Linked DNA regions of Homo sapiens: region 1 is linked to region 2. Evidence: read pairs that join two places in POLR2A ChIA-PET (ENCODE). Cell type or tissue: CD4-positive, alpha-beta T cell. All regions are shown on one strand. Each heading gives the region's core, and the rest is flanking DNA. Links, peaks and the distances in the headings are about the cores only. Region 1 has its middle 15 kb from the start of CCND3. Region 2 overlaps LOC105375059 (a long non-coding RNA gene).

Evidence for each region. Peaks named below come from ENCODE experiments on the same cell type or tissue, not always from the same donor. Only the 100,000 strongest peaks of a DNase experiment are listed, where the experiment ranks them.
Region 1: POLR2A ChIA-PET joins it to region 2 with 7 read pairs; 14 of 35 experiments call an interaction of 5 or more read pairs at or near these places.

The regions. Positions count from the first base shown.
Region 1 is chr6:41,953,779-41,959,154 of GRCh38, reverse strand. It overlaps a transcript of CCND3 not described here. Among named protein-coding and RNA genes, the nearest start is that of CCND3, 15 kb to the right of the region's middle. In CD4-positive, alpha-beta T cell, for the core only: no CTCF peak of the experiment used is centred there; no DNase peak of the experiment used is centred there.
Region 2 is chr6:42,005,824-42,011,199 of GRCh38, reverse strand. It overlaps LOC105375059 (a long non-coding RNA gene), which reads right to left. Exons shown (of 5, transcript XR_001744119.2): 2 at 2,344-2,447. It also overlaps a transcript of CCND3 not described here. Among named protein-coding and RNA genes, the nearest start is that of TAF8, 42 kb to the left of the region's middle. RefSeq lists enhancers at 151-1,106, 1,107-2,063, 3,319-3,408. In CD4-positive, alpha-beta T cell, for the core only: no CTCF peak of the experiment used is centred there; DNase peaks (open chromatin) are centred at 819 and 3,249; H3K27ac peaks cover 921 bases.

The DNA of each region.
Region 1 (5,376 bases), core at 183-5,182, 52 kb after region 2:
TTAGTAGAGATGGGGTTTCTCCATGTTGGTCAGGCTGGTCTCGAACTCCTGACCTCAGGTGATCCACCAGCCTCGGCCTCCCAAAATGCTGGGATTACAGGCGTGAGCCACCGTGCCCGGCCGATCCTCTGACATTTGTATACAAGTTTTTGTGTGGATGTACGTTTTTATTTTTCATGGTGTATACCTAGAAGTGGAATTGCTAGGTTAGGTGGTAACTCTATTGAACATTTTGAGGAACTGCAGAACTGTTTTCTGAAGTAGTGATACCATTTTACATTTTTACCAGCAGTGTGTGAATGTTCTAGTTTCTCCACATTGTGACTAACACTTGTTTCCGAACTGAGACGCTTCTGAGAGTGAAAGGGTGCACCATTAAGAAATATGCCAATAAGACTGACATTAACTGGAACATATTCTTACCCTACCTAGATACCAAAAAAATTAGAAGATTCAATTCCTGATTTCAGGGAACTTTCTGGCCACATGATGAGTCAAAGCCCCAAACCCACATACTTGAGTCAATTAAATAATCAAGTAAAGGTAAATTAGTAAGAAGGAAAGCAAAGCACATCTAAATTCCCCCAGGAGACTATATTCTCTTTAAGAGAAAAGAACTGTTTTATTTGTCTTTGTATTGTTTGTGGCCCCAGGTATATCTTGTGTTTGATAGGATCTCAATAAAGTTCTGTGGACCAAGTGAATGAATAATACAAATTCTACTGTACAGAATAGAATGACTCACCTAGCAGGGGTTTTCGAGTTTGGGGGAAGTATGGCTTTTTGCTAAAAATGTAAATATATATTTTTTGCTCCATGCTGTAACAACCCTAATGACAATTTAAAAATGAAAAAGTAGGCCAGGCATGGTGGCTCACACCTGTAATCCCAGCACTTCGGGAGGCCAAGGTGGGCGAATCACTTGGAGTCAGGAGTTCAAGACCAGCCTGGCCAACATGGTGAAAACCCGTCTCTACTAAAAATACAGAAATTAGCTGGGCATGGTGGCTTGCAACTGTAGTCCCAGCTACTCAGGAGGCTGAGGCAGGGAATCACTTGAACCCAGGAGGTGGAGGTTGCAGTGAGCTGAGATTGCATCACTGGTCTGTCTGTCTGGGTGACAGAGAGATTCTGTCTCAAAAAAAAAAAAAAAAGATAAAGATAAAGTAAGGTAAAGTTTGGTGGCTCATACCTGTAATCCCAGCACTTTGGGAAGCCGAGGTAGGAGGATTGCTTGAGGCCAGGAGTTCGAGACCAGCTTGGACAACATAGACCCCATCTCTGCAAAAAATTTTAAAAAACAAAAATAAATAGAAATGAAAAAGCAAATAACCTACAATGAGAGGAATCTGGAACTGTGAATGGCTGACAACAGGTTGGGAAAGACTATCCAAACAGGGGAATTGCCTGAGCAGAGAGGCAGGAATCAAAGCACACATCTTCATGCAGGGTACCTCTTCCAGCAGGTTAACCTTTGGAACTACAAAGATGTGGTGCCTACCCTCAGGAATTTCCATTTTTTTGGGAGAAAACAGGATTTATTCACAGGAAACAAGGAGAATACTTTACAACAACCATTAAGTGGATGCGTGCCCTTAAGCGACATTGATCCTTCTGGCCCTAAATTTCTGTGATCTTTCAATTCCACACCCTGCGAGCTTCATGGAACAGATGGGCCAGGAGCTAGGCCTTAAGGGAAGAGGCTGGATTTGGAGAAAGAAGCAGGATGCCAGCGGTGGGTGATAAGGCCCAGAGGTGGGCTGGAGTGCTAGGGCTGAGATAAAATTGGTTAGGGCTGCTGGGGCCTCTTCTTGAAGGCAATTTTGAAAACCAGGCTGGTTGTCTTTTAAATTTAACCTGATAAGCAGGTCCTTGGACTGAAGACGAAAGGAGTGTCTGTGAGAGATTAATCAGATGGCCTTGGGCCATTGATTTGGATCTATCTGGAAGCAATGTGAAGATGAGGCTCTCTGGGAGGCTTTTGCAACAGTAATATAGGCCCAGCCTTTCAACGGAGGATTTGAAAACCCCTAGGAAAACTCCTTCTGCCAGTTGTTTGTGTGGAGTTAACTTTTCCTTTAGTAACTTAAACCATTGTTTTTTGTTTGTTTGTTTGTTTGTTTTGAGACGGAGTCTCATTCTGTTGCCCAGGCTGGAGTGCAGTGGTGCGATCTTGGCTCACTGCAAGTTCCGCCTCCCGGGTTCATGCCATTCTCCTGCCTCAGCCTCCCCAGCAGCTGGGAATACAGGCGCCTGCCACCACGCCCGGCTAATTTTTTTTTGTATTTTTAGTAGAGGCGGGGTTTCACTGTGTTAGCCAGGATGGTCTCGATCTCCCCACCTCGTGATCCGCCCGCCTCAGCCTCCCAAAGTGCTGGGATTACAGGCTTGAGCCACCGCGCCTGGCCACCATTGTTTTATATTACAACAATTAGGGCTATCTTAAGGGCCAGAATCCAAGATGTATATAGGTTTCTAAGGCAGAATATTTAGACTTCAAATAAATTTCAGTTTTGCAGAGGGCAATCAGATTTAGATCATGCTATCAGATTCCTCAGAGAAATCCATTCTTCTTTGCTGTAAAGGGTTTAAAATCTGAGGACTAAAGAAAGATGGTGCCATACATAAACATGTGTAAGTTGCAAGCAGGGTGGGAATATGATGGCCTACCTTTAGAACGTTGAGGATCAGCCTTGCTTAGTACTAGGAAAGTTCTGGCCAGGTTGGTAATGGAGGCGGAGCCAGCACCTCATGGTCTTTCCCAGCCCTTTCTAAAGGCCCTAGTTCTGCCCACTGAACTGGCATGTTTGGCACTTTCCTGGTTTATGTTTATTTATTTATTTTATTTTATTTTATTTTTTTTGAGAAGGAGTCTCGCTCTGTCGCCCAGGCTGGGGTGCAGTGGCACAATCTTGGCTCACCGCAACCTCCACCTCCTGGGTTCAAGTGATTCTCCTGCCTCAACTTCCCAAGTAGCTAGGATTACAGGGGCCCACCACCACACCCGGCTAATTTTTGTATTTTTAGTAGAGACAGGGTTTCACCATGTTGGCCAGGCTGGTCTTGAACTCCTGACTTTGTGATCCACCCACCTCCGCCTTCCAAAATGCTGGGATTATAGGCGTGAGCCACCACGCCCGGCCCTACATTTAAATATATACATATTTAAAATTTTTATTCAATCAGCTTTCTCAAGTTGAATTTTTTATTTTCTTCTGAGATACGGTTTCGCTCTGCTGCCCAGGTGCAATCACACCTCACTGCAGCCTTGACCTCCTAGGCATAAGCAATTTTCCTGCCTCAGCCTCCCATGTAGCTGAGACTGCAGGCATGCACCACCATACCTGGCTAATTTTTAATTAATTAATTTTTTTTTGTAGAGACAGGGTCTTACTTTGTTGCCCAGGCTGGTTTCAAACTCCTGGCCTCGAGCAATCCTCCTGCCTCCTTAGTCTCCCAAAGTGCTGGGATTACAGTTTGGCTAATTTTTTTTTTTTTTTTTTGTAGAGATAGGGTCACCATGCCGGCTTGCCTGGTTTACTTTTAATGTGTCACCACTAAGATGTTTGCTGTGGGGTTTCAGTAGCTATCCTATGTAAGACTAGGGAAGTTCCCACTTATCCCTGCTTTGCCAAGAGTTTTTTCTTATGAATGGATGTTGACTTTTATCAAACACTTTTTTGGTATCTGTTGATGTAGTCATATGATTTTCCCTCTTTAATCTGTTAGTGTGATCAATTATATTGGTTTTTTTTCAAAATAATAAACTAACCATGCACTTTGGTATACAGTCAACTTAATCACAACATATTACCCTTTTTACATATTGGCTGGAATCAGTTTGCTAATATTTTGCTTAGGATTTTGCATCCATGTTCATAAGTGTAATTTTTTTTCACATATTGTTCTTGTTGGGTTTTGGAATCATTATATTAAAAATGATTTGAAGTGAACCTCTCTTTATATTCTCTGAAAGCGTTTGTGTAAGATTGAAATTACTTCTTTCTTGAATGTTTGGGAGAATGCTGCCTGTTTGCTATTGAAGGTTGCCCCATCAGGTGGGTGTTAGTAGAGAAAGTAGTGATAGTAAAGATATTTAACTTGAGGGGTAAACATAGCTTAAACAATAAGGAAAATTTTATATCTTTCACACATCACAAAAAGTCCAGAGGTAGGTGGTTCAGGATTGGTTAATTCAGCAGCTTAATAACATCATCAGGGAGGAAAATTCATTCCAGTCATTCTCAGGTGCCAGCTCCTTCTTTCATTATTGCAAGATGGCTGCAGCTGCTCCAGGCATCGCAGCACAGTGGTTAAGCATGTTGATTCTACATGCCAAACCTGGCTCCAAAGCCCATCACTGTAGGACAATTGAGTAAATTGCTTAACCTCTCTGTAAAATGGGATAATAATACTTTAATTCAGAAGTTTGATATTATGTGGATTAAATGAATGAGGCTAGGCACGATGGCTCAGGTCTGTAATCCTAGCACTTTGGGAGGTGGAAGCAGAAGGATCACTGGAGGCCAGGAGTTCAAGACCAGCCTGGGTAACACAGTAAAGCCCCCTCCATCTCTAAACAAAATTTTTTTTTTTTTTTTTTGAGACAGAGTCTTGCTCTGTCACCCAGGCTGGAGTGCAATGGCGCTATTCTCCGCTCACCGCAACCTCCGCCTCCAGGGTTCAAGTAATTCTCCTGCCTCAGCCTCCCGAGTGGCTGGGATTACAGGCGCACGCCACAACACCCGGCTAAATTTTTGTATTTTTAGTAGAGATGGGGTTTCACCATGTTGGCCAGGCTGGTCTGAACTCCTGACCTCGTGATTCGCCTGCCTCAGCCTCCCAAAGTGCTGGGATTACAGGTATGAGCCACCACACCTTTTTTTTTTTTTTTTTTTTTTTTTAAGGCAGAATCTTGCTCTGTACCCCAGGCTGGAGTGCAGCGGTGCAATCTCAGCTTACCACAACCTCCGCCTCCCAGGTTCAAGTGATTCTCCTGCCTCAGCCTCTGGAGTAGCTGGGACTATAGGTGCACACCACCACACTGGGCTAATTTTTGTATTTTTAGTGGAGATGGGGTTTTGCCATGTTGGCCAGGCTGGTCTCAAACTCCTGGCCTCAAGTGATCCACCAGCCTTGGCCTCCCAAAGTGCTGGGATTAAAGGCGTGAGCCACTGCCCCCGGCCACCAAAAATTTTTTTTAAATGAGATTTATTTTTTTTTCAAACTCTTAAAGTAGTGCCTGGCACATAGTAAGTATTCAGTAATGTGCCATGTCTTCCTCCATTCTCACACAAAGCAGGAAAGAAGCTGTTTTCCTCCCGTGCCCCACTGATGGAAGTCCCTTAGCAGACCCACCTCCACATTTGATTGGTC
Region 2 (5,376 bases), core at 138-5,137:
GCTGCAGTGAGCTGTGATTGCACCAACATACTCCAGCCTGGGTGACAGAGTGAGATTCTCAGTCAATCAATCAGTCAGTGAAAAATCCATTCATTCATTCATTCATTCATTCATTCATTCATTCACTACCAGTTGTTCTTACAGATTCAAGAATCACTTTTGAAAGCCTTCATTGGATCCTTGTGAAATGACCGATTGACTGCTTGGATGAACTCCTGAAGTGTTTCTATGGAGGACAGACCAAGAGGAAACTTAATATTTCCTCTCAATTTTCCTGTGAAACTAAAACTGTGCTAAAAAACAGTCTATTTAGAAAAAAAGAAGAAGATAGTTGCCTATAGAGGAACTAAAGAATGTTGTGGAATGTTGTAGGGCTTAACCACCCGGAACCTCCTCAGCGCTGATGGCAGTGATGTCACTTTCTGTAGGAGAAGGTGTCTGAGCAGGTCCCAACCTATCTGACTCCTGCTGACCTTGCCGAGGCTCTGAGAGCCTGGGGGTGACAGAAGACAGTTGCTCCACCCCGCAGAGGAGCACAGCTGTTTCCCCAGCCCCTCATTCAGCCACCTGAAATCATTCACAGTTTTCCTGTCAGTTAACCCGGCCCTGCTGCAGTGTGGGAAGGGGCCCCGCTAGATGGGGTGGGGCCGTGCTTCATTTACTGTCGGGCTTGGTGTCTTTCCTTGGGCCTCAGCTGAACAGGTGCAGGCCCAGGCAGCTGGGTGAAATGAGGACATTCTTCCTCTCCCTCCCTCCTCTCCTTCCAACTCCCTCCCCCAACCCAGCCACATGAAGCCACATCCCATTTCCTCCCCCTCATTCAAAAGCTTCACTCCCTACTCTGTCCTCCATGCTGCAGAGGGCAGTGCCCCGGGGCAGGGGACACCGTTAAGGGAAAGTGGAAAGCAGTAGGTTTCCACTGCCCCCCTCCCTTTCTGTTTTATTTGGGGGGCGTGTGAAGAGATGGAAGTGTTGTCATGAGAAGAGAGGGAGGGCTCTCCCAGGTACTACCTAGGTCACTGACTTTGCCTGCAACCTCTAAGCTCACAGAAGAAACCACTTATGAAGTTGATAACCCATCCCCTTCAGGGCTGACTCCTGCTTGTCCTCTAGGAGAATGAACATGGGGGTGCCTGAGGGATGAAGAAATCACACCCAAATCCACATTCTAGAACAAAGGTTCTCCAAGCTTAGCCTGCATTCCTTGGAGGGCCTGTTTGCTGATTGCTTGGAGGGCACTGATTGCTGAGAGATTCTGATTCAGTAGGACTAAGTGGGGCCCAACAATCTGCATTTCTAAGTTGTTGATGCTGCTTCTACTGGTATAGGGACCACACTTTGAGAATCACTATTCTAGGGCTCCCCTTAAGGTTTTTGTTTGTTTATTTTTTTTGAGACAGGGTCTCGCTCTATCACCTAGGCTGGAGTTCAGTGGCACAATCTTGGCCCACTGCAACCTCCACCTCCTGGGTTCAAGCGATCTGCCCACCTTAGCCTCCCGAGTAGCTGGGACTATGGGCGTGTGCCACCACCCCCAGCTAATTTTTTTGTGTGTTTTTGTTTTGTTTTGTTTTGTTTTTTTGTTTTGAAACGGAGTTTCGGTCTTGTTGCCCAGACTGGAGTGGAATGGCGCAATCTTGGCTCACTGCAACCTCCGCCTCCCAGATTCAAGTGATTCTCTTGCCTCAGCCTCCTGAGTAGCTGGGATTACAGGCATCCGCCACCACACCTGGCTAATTTTTGTATTTTTAGTAGAGACAGGGTTTCACCATGTTGGCCAGGCTGGTCTTGAACTCCTGACCTCAGGTGACCCACCAGCCTCGGCCTCCCAAAGCCCTGGGATTACAGGTGTGAGCCACCGCTTCTGGCCCAATTTTTGTATTTTTTGTAAAGACAGGGTTTCACCATGTTGCCCAGGCTGGTCTTGAACTCCTGGGCTCAGGCAATCCAACTGCCTCGGCCCCCCAAAGTGCTGGGGTTATAGGCATGAGCCACCACACCCAGCCTCCCCTTAAGGTTTCTGATAAGTAGGCCTGACCTAGGCACAGTTGAGGGAAGAGCAGTCCACTCAAGGAAGTTGAGCCCCCAGTAGTGACCCTTATCACTCAGGCTCTAATCACAACCCTTCCCCCTTACACTTCTGTATACCTTAGCTACATTTGGATGGGACTCTGGCTTAAGAGAAGAAGGCGGAAAGAAGACCCTCTCTGTCTGCATGTTCCCTATTCCCACGGGCAGCCCCCCTCCAAGCAATACCTCCTTCCATCTTGAACCTTTTGTTTCTAGAGCTCCTTTCCTGCCAATTATAGGGAAAGAGATGCCCCTGTGTTCCCTGAAGTTTACCTTTCAACTATATTCTGTGGAATGTTAGGCAGTGGTGACTTGGGAGGGATCCACCATGATGTAGCATGAAACTGCTCAACTATAGGTAGGAAATGTTCCTGCTTCTGTAAAAACAACCAACCAAAAAACCATAACCGAATATATACATAAGTATTTACATGCACATAGACCCTTTCCAGACCAATCAACAGCAGTCAGCTCTGTTGGGAGATTTCAGCAGGATAGAATATTTCACTCTTTATTTTCTCTAATCCTACATTTTAACAAGCCCATCTTACTTTGTAATTAAAAACCAGCCTATCTTACTTTGTAATTAAAAATGAATGCACTGCAAGTAAAAGAAAATGGTGCAGCTCTGGAAAGCTGCACACTAAGCTGTTGACAATGGGGACTAGGCTGAGGGTTCTGTCACTTTATACATACACACTCTGGACTGTTTGAATTTGTCTCAAGAGGTACTTTTCTTTTTCTTTTTTTTGAGACAGAGTTTCGCTCTTGTTGCCCAGGCTGGAATGCAGCGGCATGATCTCAGCTCACTGCAACCTCTGCCTCCTGGGTTTAAGTGATTCTCTTACCTCAGCCTCCCGAGTAGCTGGGATTACAGGCGCCCGCCCCACCCAGCTAATTTTTGTATTTTTAGTAGGGATGGGGTTTCGCCATGTTGGCCAGGCTGATCTCGAACCCCTGACCTGAGGTGATCTGCCCACCTCGACCTCCCAAAGTGCTGAGATTACAGGTGTGAGCCACCGCGCCTAGCCAAGAGATACTACTATTTTTTATATTAAAAAATAAGGTAGAGCTATAGGCAATAAAGGAAACAGAACAGCCTCCTTTCTTCCTCTCCCCACTTCCCCCAGCCCCCAGCTCCCCCGCCAGCTGCTGTCCCCAGCCTTCACACCCCGCCAGCTGCTCTGCCGGCTCATTTCTTCCTGTCACCGTCAGGTTTCTTCACTGAGTGGCCTTCACCTGCTGTCTCCACTTCTTCAACAGCCACTCTTTTTATTTTAAAGCAACATTATGTGCTTTTGTTTGTGGATCGCCAGCATTCCAAAAAAGAAAGAAAATCCCATAGACTTTAAAGCAGCATCCGTGAGCTGCTCTCGATCCTGTCCAGCCCTTTCTGGCTCTCGCAGCACATGCATGTCCTTTCATAATTGTAATCTGCACAAATGCTATTTTGTGTCCTGAAATTTTTTACGTCACCTAATTTTATAAGCCCGCCTATGTATGGACACAGCATCATTTTTTCTATGAATGGTACTATGGTTGCTTAGCCAGGCCCTGATTGTTAGGCCCTTGGGTAGTTTCCAATTTTTTGCTATTTATTCATTCACCATTTAACCCCCTGCATTTGGGCTCCGCCTCCTGCCAGTCTTTAAAAATTGCCCGTTTAAAGGTCAGTGCTATCAGACTTCCCTCCAATTCTACCAGCCTCTGCTCAGTCCTTGACTAAGCCCTTGTCCTGACTTCAATTGGACTTGGCCTTACTAGCCACCCTCATGGCCATCCACCCGCCCATCTATCAAGCTGTTGGTGAAATTCCAGCCTCCCTTCATTTCCTTTTGTTCTTTTTCTTTCTTTAACCATTTTCAAAAACACAGACCTTTTTACATTTTTGTTGTAAAACAATGAAACAACCAATAAGTGTACAATATAGAAAGTAAAAACATGTTGTTTCAAATGTTAAAATTGACTTATGAAGCATATATACACAAAAGAATATAAGTGCATATATATGTATGTAGGTATATATATACATGTGTGTATGTATATTATGAAGTAGTATAATAAAACTAAACATACCCTGCAACTTGAGAAATATGTCACCAGTTATATAGGAGCTTCCTGTGTTCCCTTTTCTGTGCCATCCCTCTAACAAATCTCATTGAGATACTATGAATTGTGTTCATTTTATCATTCGCCTACTTAATTTTTCTTTTTTTTTTTTTGAGACAGAGTCTTGCTCTGTCACCCAGGCTGGAGTGCAGTGGAGCGATCTCGGCTCACTGCAAGCTCTGCCCCCTGGGTTCACACCATTCTCCTGCCTCAGCCTCCCGAGTAGCTGGGACTACAGGCGCCCGCCACCACGCCCAGCTAATTTTTTGTATTTTTAGTAGAGATGGGGTTTCACCGTGTTAGCCAGGATGGTCTTGATCTCCTGACCTCGTGACCCACCCGCCTCAGCCTCCCAAAGTGCTGGGATTACAGGCATGGGCCACCGCGCCTGGCTGCCTAATTAATTTTAATAATTTGTGGACTTGAAGAGATTCCACGTAGATAGTCATATCATCTATTAATAATGAAGTTGTTTTTTTTCAATTCTATACCTTTCATTTATTTTCCTTTGTTTTGTGTTTTGCTAGAGCCTCCAATTTAATGTCAGCTAGAAGCAAGGACAGCAGGCATCCTTGCCCTACTCCTGAACTTAAAGGATAATGCTTCTAATGGCTTCCCACTCATAATAATGATTGCTGTAGGTTTAGGGTAGATGCTCTTTAATAGATAAAGGAAGTTTCCTTTATTTCTAGTTTGTTGTTAAATCTTTTTTTTTTAAACCTCTAAATCTACCTTAATGTTGTTAAATCTTATCACATGCTTTTTCTACATCTATTGAGATGAGATGATGTGAGTTTTTGTTTTTCATCTATGAGTGTTATAAGTTACATTAATAATAATTATTATTATTATTTTAAGACAGGGTCTTGGTCTGCACTCAGGCTGTAGTGCCACGGTGCAATCATAGCTCACTGTAGCCTTGAGCTCTGGTGCACAAGGAATCCTACCCCCTCAGCCTCCCAAGTAGCTGGGACCACAGGCACACAACACCACACCCTGCTAATTAAAAAAAAATTTTTTGTGTAGAAATGGGGTCTCAGGCTGGGCGCGGTTGCTCATACCCGTAATCCCAACACTTTGGGAGGCTGAGGCGGGTGATCACCTGAGGTCAGGAGTTCGACTAGCCTGGCCAACATGGTGAAACCCCGTCTCTACTAAAAATACAAAAAATTAGCCAGGCATGGTGGCGGGTGCCTG